Regions from separate parts of the Mus musculus genome. Here region 2 is linked to region 1. Evidence: chromatin contacts called from ENCODE Hi-C or POLR2A ChIA-PET data. All regions are on one chromosome and are shown on one strand. The core of a region is the stretch at or near the end of the contact, and the rest is flanking DNA. Distances in the headings are between cores, read along the strand shown.

What was found. A loop is a pair of places that touch in the nucleus more often than their neighbours do. ChIA-PET counts read pairs that join two places held with the same protein, here RNA polymerase II (POLR2A).
Region 2: a map of heart shows a loop between it and region 1 (2.0-fold over the local background). The contact joins the enhancer-like site here to the promoter of Plk2 in region 1. A Hi-C loop is called at or near these places in 5 of 37 maps with a recorded cell type or tissue (all heart). POLR2A ChIA-PET finds 5 or more read pairs at or near these places in 3 of 5 experiments (Patski and embryonic stem cell).

Annotation. Positions count from the first base shown.
Region 1 is chr13:110,392,698-110,398,402 of GRCm38, forward strand. It overlaps Plk2 (polo like kinase 2), which reads left to right and starts at 2,347. Exons shown (of 14, transcript NM_152804.2): 1 at 2,347-2,740; 2 at 3,318-3,425; 3 at 3,579-3,695; 4 at 3,894-4,023; 5 at 4,210-4,297; 6 at 4,774-4,869; 7 at 4,991-5,189; 8 at 5,277-5,424; 9 at 5,676-5,705. The coding sequence starts at 2,480.
Region 2 is chr13:110,436,298-110,442,002 of GRCm38, forward strand. No RefSeq gene overlaps it. Among named protein-coding and RNA genes, the nearest start is that of Plk2, 44 kb to the left of the region's middle. Within about 2 kb of position 2,492, at least 1 of the 3 ENCODE cell types and tissues checked has a DNase peak (open chromatin) inside an H3K27ac peak, as active enhancers do.

The DNA of each region.
Region 1 (5,705 bases), core at 1,097-3,596:
CGTCCAATGGCCTCACACTGGTCAGGGAGCAAAGGTCATGGCCAAGTTTATGAATAAAGCAGGGTGTGTGTGTGTGTGTGTGTGTGTGTGTGTGTGTGTAATTCTGCTTCTCCACATCCAGCCCCGCCTCCCTCTTATTCAAACCTGGGATACTCTTGGGTTAAAGTCTCCTGTCCTTTGTGAACAACATGCCCGGGCTTGCATTGAGATAAAGCAGGGAAAGGGAGAGTGTCTTGCTGTCTACCCTGCAGTGCTAAGGAAGCACCTTTGCCCAGTGTTGGAAGTAGCTGAGCTGAATGTCTTCTTAACTACTAAGACTGGACTTACCTATGCTTGATAGTGGCCTGGAGGAAAAACCATTTGCCCTTATTAATTTGGAATTCTGCATGTCACTCTTTCCCTGTTGGCAAGGACTGAGCACTGATATTTTATTAAAGGCCTGTATAATCTTTGGAACACAGAACTCCAATGTGAAGTGACCGCTTACGTACTGTGTTAACCGAGACAATAGGACGGGCATGGAGTTCGCAAAACTTCGTGGTTCTATGAAAAATGTATTGATAATAGCTATTTAAATCGTCTAGGACCCCGTTTCTTCACCTGTAAGATGGGAAAGATGTAGACTAGGCTATGTCCCTTCAAAACAGGTCCACAGGTAGCTAGACTATGTCACCCTCAATGTAACCGCTGAGTCGGGATAAGTTTGAATTGAATTAAAAGATAGGTAGACACAGAAAGCCTGAAAGTGGCACACCACTTTTTTGTAAGGAAAAAGAAAAAAAATCACATTTATTAAAAGAAGTCTCAAGTTCTAAGTCTCCAGAACCAGACAAAAAGAACGATTCTAAGTAACAAACTTATCAGTGAAAAACATAAACTCTTCCCTATTTACTCCCTTGTTCCCGACTGCCTTTTGTTTCCTGTCTTTTCCCACACTCTTGTTTTGGCTTCTGATAGCATTCAAACCTCAATTCTAAGCCACTTTGGAGGGTACTCTTTTTGTTGTGAATGGAGAAACTTGTGGTTCTGCAGTTTATCTGCCCAGCCCGAGGAACCACAGTGATAATTTGAAAGGGTAGAAGGAAAATGATTTTCCCTCCCCTAATATGGCAGACTTTTTCATTCAGGATTGTATTAAGATGATATAGACAGGGCCGGGCAGTAGTGGCGCACACCTTTAGTCCCAGCACTTGGGAGGCAGAGGCAGGCGGATTTCTGAGTTCAAGGCCAACCTGGTCTACAGAGTGAATTCCAGGACAGCCAGGGCTACACAGAGAAAAGAGAAACCCTGCCCCCCCCCCCAAAAAAAATGTATACAGCATTTCAAAATAGCTACCAGCGGTTAATACGGAACCATACGCGCTGGAACAAGGAAGAAGGAAAGTCTCTGAGATGGTACAACTGAACAGTAAAATCTGTAAAAACTGAACAGCCGCCTTTATTCTCCACTATACCCCACTGTGGGACCTTAGATTGACTCTGTGTACCAGGGCGGTGACATTGCTTAGTGACATTAGATCCACGCAATCTGAATCACCTAGTTGGAACAAAAAGTTATAGATGACTTCAATTGTAGAATTATAATTGGCAACAGAACACTTTTAGCGTTACTGTGGAAGCCAGCCCATATTGTTGCTAAGGAACCTCGGCCCACTTAGACCGTTAATCGTTTTTCTGAAAAAATCCACAGGATGGCGATCTTGCTTAGACTTGTTGCGTACCAAACCTTCTCCAGTCGTCAAGCCCTCGCTCCACTCCAAGGTTAAGAGCCTGGCCTCTGACAGGGGTCACTTATCAGGCGATGGGAAGAGGCTGCAGGGAGCTCAGATACTCCCACGCCACAGCAGGTCACCCGGATCTGCGACCCGGATTGTGCCTGGTTCCCTAGCTGCTCTGGCTCTGCCTGGTGCCCGGTTCCGCAAGGCCGGCCACTGAGCCTCCCGCCTGCGGTGGCGGCGGAGGTCCCCAAGCGCTCCGGGTCTCCGGGTGCCACCCCGCGGGGCTCGCTGGATGACAGGGTGTGGGGCTGCACACAGTCAGGAGGGCGGTGCCAACCCTGCGGCTCCCCCGGGCTGCTACCCCGCATCCCCGCTCCTCCAGGACCCAGACAGGGCGTCCGCCCTTGGGTTTCTGTTTCCCACGTCCAAAGTCAGGGCACGCGACGAACTGGGGGCACTTGGCGTACCGCCGCCTTCAGGCCAGGTCGAAGCCCACGACATCCAGGCGGCCACCCCGCACCTATCCACAGCGCGGACTCCGGGGCCGGTGGGTGGAGCGCTCGCCGTGACGTCACGAGGCCCCGCCCCAGCCAGCCGGCGCGTATTTAAAGCTTCGCTGCTCGCTCTTGCTCGCACAAGCGAAGCAGGACGTCAGACTAGAGAGTAGGGAGAGAGACTGGTGCTCGAGGGACAGGGCTAGCCCGGACGCTTGTCCGCGCCTCGGAGGTGGCAAGTAGGCAGTGTCGGGTGGCGAGGCAACGATGGAGCTCCTGCGGACTATCACCTACCAGCCGGCCGCCGGCACCAAGATGTGCGAGCAGGCTCTGGGCAAAGCTTGCGGCGGGGACTCAAAGAAGAAGCGACCGCAGCAGCCTTCTGAAGATGGGCAGCCCCAAGCCCAGGTGACCCCGGCGGCCCCGCACCACCATCACCACCATTCCCACTCGGGACCCGAGATCTCGCGGATTATAGTCGACCCCACGACGGGGAAGCGCTACTGCCGGGGCAAAGTGCTGGGCAAGGTGAGGAGCGGCGGACGTCAGGCTGCCGGGCGGGAGGGCGGGCTGCCCGGGCAAGCTGAGCGAGCAGGGACCCAGCGCCCGCACTTCTCGCTCCTTCAGCTGTCTGGTTCCCCGAACGATCGACGTGGGTTCCTCTCCTGCCCTCCTGGGCTTCTGTGCGCCGACAGCGCTGGGGTTCGGATTTGCATCCTTAGCCTGTTTTTCTCCCGAGTCTAAGAAGGAGGACTGAAGGCATTCTACCTTGGCCTTGGGCTCTCACTATCTGATCCCCAGGGAGCTAGCCTGTCAAATTTCTTCAGAGGGCATTTTCCTCCCTTTCCCCCTTCCACTCCCTTCTCCATAGAGTTCTTTGTAAAGGGGAAACGAGAAAACTGGACTGGTTTCTAGGAATGTGCTGCCCTTCCTGAAAAACCATTATACAAAGCAGATTGTACTGCTCTGCCCACCCTCTGTTCCTCAAATTTTGCTTCCCGTTCCCATTTACGTATTCATTTATTTTAAACGTTGGCCCTTCATTTTTTTTTTTTTTCCTTTTTTCTGTCCTGCTCAATTCCATCTCGGCTTTGTTTCCTCGCAGGGTGGATTTGCAAAGTGTTACGAAATGACAGATCTGACAAACAACAAAGTCTACGCTGCAAAAATTATTCCTCACAGCAGAGTAGCTAAACCTCATCAGAGGGAAAAGGTGGGTATGACTGTCGACTAAAGTATTTTCTTTGTGTGCAGGGATGGCCCTACCCTGTTAGAAAAAAAATGTCTTCTGCATGTGTAAGCACTGCCTTTCCAGACACGACGAGAGACTAATAAGCCTTCTCTTGCTTTTTTTATTTTTCCTTAGATCGACAAAGAAATCGAGCTTCACAGACTACTGCACCATAAGCATGTCGTGCAGTTTTACCACTACTTTGAAGACAAAGAAAACATTTACATTCTCTTGGAATACTGCAGTAGAAGGGTAAGTGTTGACTCCTGGGTCAGCGAGCTTGCCGACAGGAAGCCGGAGTGGTGTTTGGATTACATTTTATCAGCGGTTTTAGCCGTGACAGTTAATTAGTCTCCCACCATATGAGACTGCGTCGTCAGTCCAGCAAAGGGATGCCCGATCTAGGTAACTTTATTTGACAAATTCTCCTCTCTCCCCTTCTCTTCCTAGTCCATGGCTCACATCTTGAAAGCAAGAAAGGTGTTGACAGAGCCAGAAGTCCGATACTACCTCAGGCAGATTGTGTCAGGACTCAAGTATCTTCACGAACAAGAAATCTTGCACAGGGATCTCAAGCTAGGTAAGGCTTCTCCTGCAGCGACGGGGGTGGGGGTGGGGTGGGGGTGGGGGGGTGGGGGCTAGAGAGTGGGAGGTTTTCCAGTGTTGTGAATCTAGCTTTTTGAATGGGTGCCTTCACTGGAGGGTGCTGATCTCCAAGTGTGAACCTTTCCAAGGGAGTTCATGTTTCCTTTTGTTTATCTTCTAGGGAACTTTTTTATTAATGAAGCCATGGAGCTGAAGGTGGGAGACTTTGGTTTGGCAGCCAGACTGGAACCACTGGAACACAGAAGGAGGTGAGAGCCATGCTCTTCCTGGGGTTTGTGGAGACCAAATATGCCTCTATTATTAGTTAATAGAAAGTTAGTTCACACTACAATCTGCAAACCACAGCAGTGTTACTAAACGGAAACTTGTGTGCACTCTTGAGCGAGATAACTTACACCTCTAAATGGATTATTAAGGCAATCAATAAAATAAATGTTTAAATTTACTTGATATATACATACACACACATACACATGTACACACGCACACACAGGATCTGGTCTCATCTGGTTAAAAATACTTGGTCATATGGGCTGGGCAAATTGTACACACATTAAAAAATTACCAAAAGAAACTTGGTCAAATAAAAACACTAAAAAATAGTCAAGTAGAAAATGAGAAAAAAAAATTCAAGCTTTTATTTCCCATTGAGTCATCCCCAGAGAAGTAATTTTAATTGAAGTCATAGTTCCTAATGAGATCTTGCTATATTCTGTCTTCTCAGAACAATATGTGGAACCCCAAATTATCTCTCCCCCGAAGTCCTCAACAAACAAGGACACGGCTGTGAATCAGACATCTGGGCCTTAGGCTGTGTAATGTAAGTAAATGCACTAAAAAAAAAAAAAAAAAAAAAAAAAAAAGCCAAAGTTGACTCAGTCATGATGCTCAAAAAGAGTTCCTTCTTGACCATTTCTGAAGATGTGCTTCTGTGTACCCAGGTATACGATGCTGCTAGGAAGACCTCCATTCGAAACCACAAATCTGAAAGAAACGTACAGGTGCATAAGGGAAGCAAGGTATACCATGCCATCCTCATTGCTGGCCCCTGCTAAGCACTTGATAGCTAGCATGCTGTCCAAAAACCCAGAGGACCGCCCCAGTTTGGATGACATCATTCGGCATGACTTCTTCCTGCAGGTCAGTGCTCTTTGACCTTTCTGTAAAATTGAGTGTCATCGTCCTGGTTGCTGGAGAGGTTTCTGATGGTCTCTTCTGGTTCCACAGGGTTTCACTCCGGACAGACTCTCTTCCAGCTGTTGCCACACAGTTCCAGATTTCCACTTGTCAAGCCCAGCCAAGAATTTCTTTAAGAAAGCCGCAGCCGCTCTTTTTGGTGGCAAGAAGGACAAAGCAAGATATAACGACACACACAGTAAGTTTCCGTATCCAGGATTTCCCTTGAGTTTGATGACTGCATTGAGACTTTCCCTTTAGCGCAACTTCACCATCTTATTTGTATACTGCTGACACTAAGAGAATGGATTGATAGCTTTGGTTTACCTGAGCACTGAAGTGTGTGCTGCCTGCATAGCTGCAGCCCAAGCCAATGATGACATCGTGCTAACTCTTTTCCACACTTGTTGAGATAAATTAACATGCGCAATTCTTTCCCTCGATTTACAGATAAGGTGTCTAAGGAAGATGAAGACATTT
Region 2 (5,705 bases), core at 1,242-3,741, 44 kb after region 1:
CCTCCTCTTTTCTTTCCCTCTGTCTTCTGGCTCTAGTCATAGATAGCTATGGTTTTGAGCCAGTGCTCCTCGTAGCATAGTGTATGTAATTGGACTGTGTAGCCTAGAATTCCTGATCTATTTACTCTTTCTTCTTAGGGAGAAAGAAAGGCAAGACTCCCAAATCCTTTATATGCTCGCTTCCTGGATGCAAAAATGGTGTTTCCTGAAGTCATCATCACAGTACTCACAGAACCCTTTTCAAAATATTTGAGAAAAATACCTAACAATTAACTAGCATACAAATATGAATGCTTATCAAATGGGTAAAGTAAGGAGCCTGTCTCTTTCGAAAGCTTTTCAGTAGATACCATTTCAAATAGTAAAATTCTCTAGTTCATTTAAAACATGACTCCAGTGTTTTAAAGTGCTACTGGCATGCATGTCGCTAGGTGCCTACTCCGGTGTACACGCTGAATGCCTGCGATGAAAGGCTACTCATTGTTATCACATTAGTAATCGGTCTGAAACAATGTTTGAGAGAGTAAGCTGTACTTGGTGTTCCAAGATTTTTGCTGACTCAAAGGGGTAACAGGAAATAAGGTAATAAACTCTTTCTGACCTTGCAGATGAGATTTGCCGAACAATAGGGAGAGCTGATCATCAGAGGGAATTCTTAGGAGTTACTTGACAGAAACAGTTTCTCTTGTGATTCAGGCTACCCTGGAGGCTGAAAGGGTTTGATGTGCACAGAATTCTTGCAGAGCCGGCAGTAAGGCAGGGGTGTGTTCTTTTTGAGACTCTATTTGTCATTGGCTTTCTTGTACCTTAATCTTCTAAGAAGGAATTTTGCCAGAGAAATCCATGTGTCAGACACGACATTTCATTAAAGACACCTTTTGAAGGTTAAGGTATTTCAATCCTTAGAATATTAGTTAAATGCAAATACATTACCTGAACCAGAAAGCAGATTAGCATCAAGTATGTCTGTACCTGGCCAGGGATCTTAGGCCAATTAGGCAGTGCTTCTTAGCTTTACAGTTTGGCTTCTTGCATCCTCTTACAGGTAGCAAAGCTCAGCAGAATTATTTAATTTTCATTTTAAATCAAAGTGACCTAAATATTTATTTATTTGTTTTCTACCCTATGTGTTTATTGTTGGATAGTTTCATACATTTACATGATAAGTTTTAGCCATATTTACTGTCATTTTCTTCCCTTAAATTCCTTCCTCTCCCACACAGAGAAATAAATATCACCTATCAGAGACCCGTTGAATGGAATAGAACTTTGAAAATACTTCTTATGTTGTAGTCACGGATCTCTGATCTCCTAAATGAAAAGTATGGATCCAAGGCTTATAATAGAACAGAGACCAGGCTTTCAAACGCAATTTGAGACGTGTGTGCCACCTTGTACACATACCAGCTGGGGCTGAGCAGAAGAGCTTTTCATCGTTCTTAGTACATGGTCAAGGCTCAGGTAGTCTGAAGCAGCCATATTAAAAATAACAGCAGAGCGTGTCAAGGGAAAAGAGAAGCGGGGGACCCCAAGCTTCTGAGATTTACTTATGGATTTTAGAATTAGAAGGAGTCACTGATACAAAGTTGATGCTCTCCCTGACACCTGCTTAGAAGGCCGCTCTGGGTGGGTCGTGCACTTTGCATATCACGGCACTATTTTCATTTTAGAATCTTATAGACTTTATTGCTTTAAAAGATCTTGTCAGTCAATAAAAATATCATACACCCCAATTAACCAGGCCCATATACAACTTAATGAGCTTCTATATCTGTGGTTCTCAGCCTCCCTAATGCTGTGACCCTTTAATACAGTTCTTCATGTTGTGGTGACCCCCAACCATAAAATTATTTTTGTTGCTACTTCATAACTGTAATTTTGCTACTGTTATGAATCATAATATAAATGTTTGTGTTTTCTGATGGTCTTAGGCTACACCTGTGAATGGCTGGTTTGAGGCCCCCCCCCCCCAGGGGTTGTGAGCCACACAAGTTGAGAAGCGCTTTTCTGTACAGTTAGAATAGGCATTCAGCATGGAATCTGTGAAGCTTCACAGTGAATTTTACACTTGCAGCATAGAATGAGTTTAATGCACTTATCTACCATCCCAAAACAATTCTCCCATGACAGAATTGGAGCTAGTAAACATTTAGCTTTAGATCCTTTTTCATAATTTGTACCCATTACCTGTATTCACTTTGTACTCATCCCCTTGTATGTAGCACTATGTTTGTTTATTTGTTTGTTTGTATGTTTGTGAGGAAGACAGTTAATGATGAACTCTTAGTACAAAGAGAAATAGGACAGCAGTGTGATAGGACTGTCTGTGCTCCAAATTCACATTTCCCATTCCCATCCCAGGCACCAAGTTATTCTGTGGGTGCTTCATGCCGGCGACTTTCTTGGACACAGAGAAAGTAGAAGGGAGTGAAAGCGGAGGACGGAGACAGGAAGACAGACAAGCCGGTTCTTCCCCTGCCGAAGGGAAGGCATTGCGGTTCCTAACTGGAGTCAGGAGCTGCCTGCACGGGCAGGCACAGATGGAGCTCATTGACAAGCAAAGGCTGCTCACTGCCAACTTCAACCCATGGGTGCCCTTCTTCCTGGCTGTAGAGAAAACAGTCTCGGAAACACTTTCTTCTGCTTGCTTTCTTCCTTCCCTCCCTCCCTCCCTCCCTCCCTCCCTCCCTCCCTCCCTCCCTCCCTCCCTCCCTCCCTCCCTCCCTCCCTCCTTTCTTTCTTTCTTTCTTTCTTTCTTCCTTTTTCTTTCTCTCTCTTTCTTTTCTTCTTTCTTTTTCCTTCCTTCCTTCCTTCCTTCCTTCCTTCCTTCCTTCCTTCCGAGACAGTGTCCTACTATGTAACACTGGTTTAGAACCTGCTATGTAGACCAATTTGGCAAATATTGCACTTTAAATATTTATTTTAAAATTATGATCCAACCAGACACCCCAGAGCTTTCAGGTACTAAACTACCAACCAAAGAGTACACATGGAGAGACCCATGGCTCCAGCTGCATATGTAGCAAAGGATGGCCTAGTCAATCATCAATGCGAGGAGAGGCCCTTGGTCCTGTGAAGGCTTGATGCCCCAGTGCAGGGGAATGCCAGGACCAGGAAGTGGGAGTGGGTGGATTGGTGTGTGTGGGGTGGTAGGGGATAGGGGGTTTTTGGAGAGGGAACTAGGAAAGGGGGTAACATTTGAAATGTAAATAAAGAAAATACCTAATGAAAAAAAGAGAAAAAAATAAAATTATGAATGCAAGTGCACATGTGTGTGTGTGTTTGTGTGTGTGTGTGTGTGTGTGTGTGTGTGTGTAGAGGGCACTGGTATCAGATACCCTAAACACTTGAGTTACAGTTGGTGAGAAATCCTCTACCAGCTTCCTGAAGCTGTTCTCCAAGATTTTATGTTTGTAGTCCAGACTAGAGGAACCATCTTCCACCACTATTCCATCTACCATACATCAGTTGTAAGCTTCAGTTGCATCCCCTCTCCTCACTCAGCAGTGCTAACCATGGTACTCCACTGTGTCCTGGGTTAAGCAGTTGTACCTGCCATCTAAATGTGAGGCTGGCATGGCTGGGTTTCTGTTCATAATGACCTACAGAATCTGGAATTGGCTGAAAGCTAAAGTAGAAAATTCCCCTCTCCAGTAAAGCACTCTGTCCTGCTGCAATGTGATGGTTTCCACTGGGTGTGGCTTTGCCTTTTCTTGTTGGTAGGCAGGTGATCTGCTTAGTCAAAACTGTAGGGCGCATGCCTTATTTACCTCCAGCAAAGTCAAGCTGAAAACCTAAAGCAAAGCAATGCCATTTCCTAATGTGCAAGATGACAGTTTTTAATGCCTTCATGTGCCAGACCCGGGTAGGCACGTGCTAACAGTCCAGCAATAATCACAGATAGTGGCTGTTTGTGGAACCTCACCAGGTGAGGGATGCACACATGAATTGATACTACCATCTTTAAGTTTAGGAGTTAAATAGCAAGGGAAGGTTAATCAAGCATGTTTAAAGAATGAATATGTACTAAGCAAGAAACGATTATACATGTAAAACATAGGTCTATACAGGCCTTTATTTACAAGTGCCTTAGGGACTGGCAGAAGAGAAAATAAGGAATATTTCTCAACGCTCTACTCCAAGCAGGTTATAGTTGGGCTTATTCATTTTAAAAACTGAACAAGATTGTTTTTTTTCTAGGTACATATTTATACAATAGGATTACATCCATGCTGCATATATTTTCCCCCCACTGGAAATGTATGACTAGGATATTTTAATACTTTCATAATGTGTCATGTTCTAGTATGTCCTGTTAAGCATGGAGAATCTACTTGCAACCCACACAGATTCATGGGTTTTAAATATTTAACTTTCATTTAGGTAGGCAAGTAATATAACATCTGCCCTCTTCTGCAGACATATAAAAACTAGAATGGGCTACATTTCCTCTGCAAGTACAGAAGATTTATGTTAAGAGTCTTTTTTTTTTTTTTCCCCAGCCTTCAACTATATAGATGTCTGCCAAGGTCAATGATGGGGCTGTCTACTGAATGGGAGGAGCTAGCTCACTTACACTTTGTGACCTCCAGGTCAAACAAGTACAGAAAGAGAGCAGAAGAATGGCTAGTCTGGGGTAGCTAGTAAAAGGCTCATTTTAAGGATTATTCTAGACTTGTGGGAATGTTTCTCTACTGTTCATGAAGCATACCTGTCTTTTTATTGATAGCCAATGATCATTGTTTGAGCCAGACCTCTCGGAGACTAAGAAAAGTCTCCAACCCTTAGGCATCTTTTTATCTGTATGTAAAGTTCAGCACCCATAAGTATCTCTAAGATGAGTATTGTGGTGTTAAACTATAATCCAAGCACTGGGAAGCTGAGACAGAGAATTATAAGTGTGAAGCCAGACAGTGCTGCATAATGAGTGTCAGCCTAGCTATACTGTTATAAAATCACTTAAAGTTTCAAAAACAAGCCAGAACGAATCAAAGGGGGTTTCTAACAGTTCGTCAAGAAGATAGTGTATTTAACCATTTAACAAATGAAGACTTTGTAGTACAGGAGATTTAGAATAACTAAGAACTACTTAGTATAGAATGATGTAAAGGGACCCCTGATGTTGCATGGAACTCTGGATCCTTCCCTGTGTACAGGGTCCTCTGCAGTTGTACATCTTAGTGACTTACAGGCGTTTGCTCCAAATAAAGAAACCTCAAGCTGCTTAAAGGAATTTGGCTACTTCTACAGGCAGAAAAAAATCAAGGATAAATAGTCTAGACTATTGAGAAGAAGTGTGCAGTCCTTTGTTTTGTAGAATAGGGAGTCATGGGAGGAGGGCTGGGGAAATCCAGGCTATGGTGATAGTTTATCAATCAAATGAGAATGGGACATGAAACAGCTTAGTTTCTCAAGATTTCCTTTAAAACTTGAGTGTAGGCAGCGCCAAGAACAGAACCACAACTTGAGTGAGTAAGGTTCTACTGATCCTGGTGTGGTTGGCTTGGTCTTGAGAGAGCAAGAACGCTGGGCTGTAAAGTTGTCTTTTTGTCTAAGACAACTTTGGGTCAATCTTATCATGCTGGCTGACACAGAAGGTAAGCAATAAGGAAGAGGAGTCTTAATTACTCATTATGAAGAAGTGGCTTATTCTCTATGACTGCTATGTATACATAAAATAAAACAGACTTATAAACTTTCATAAC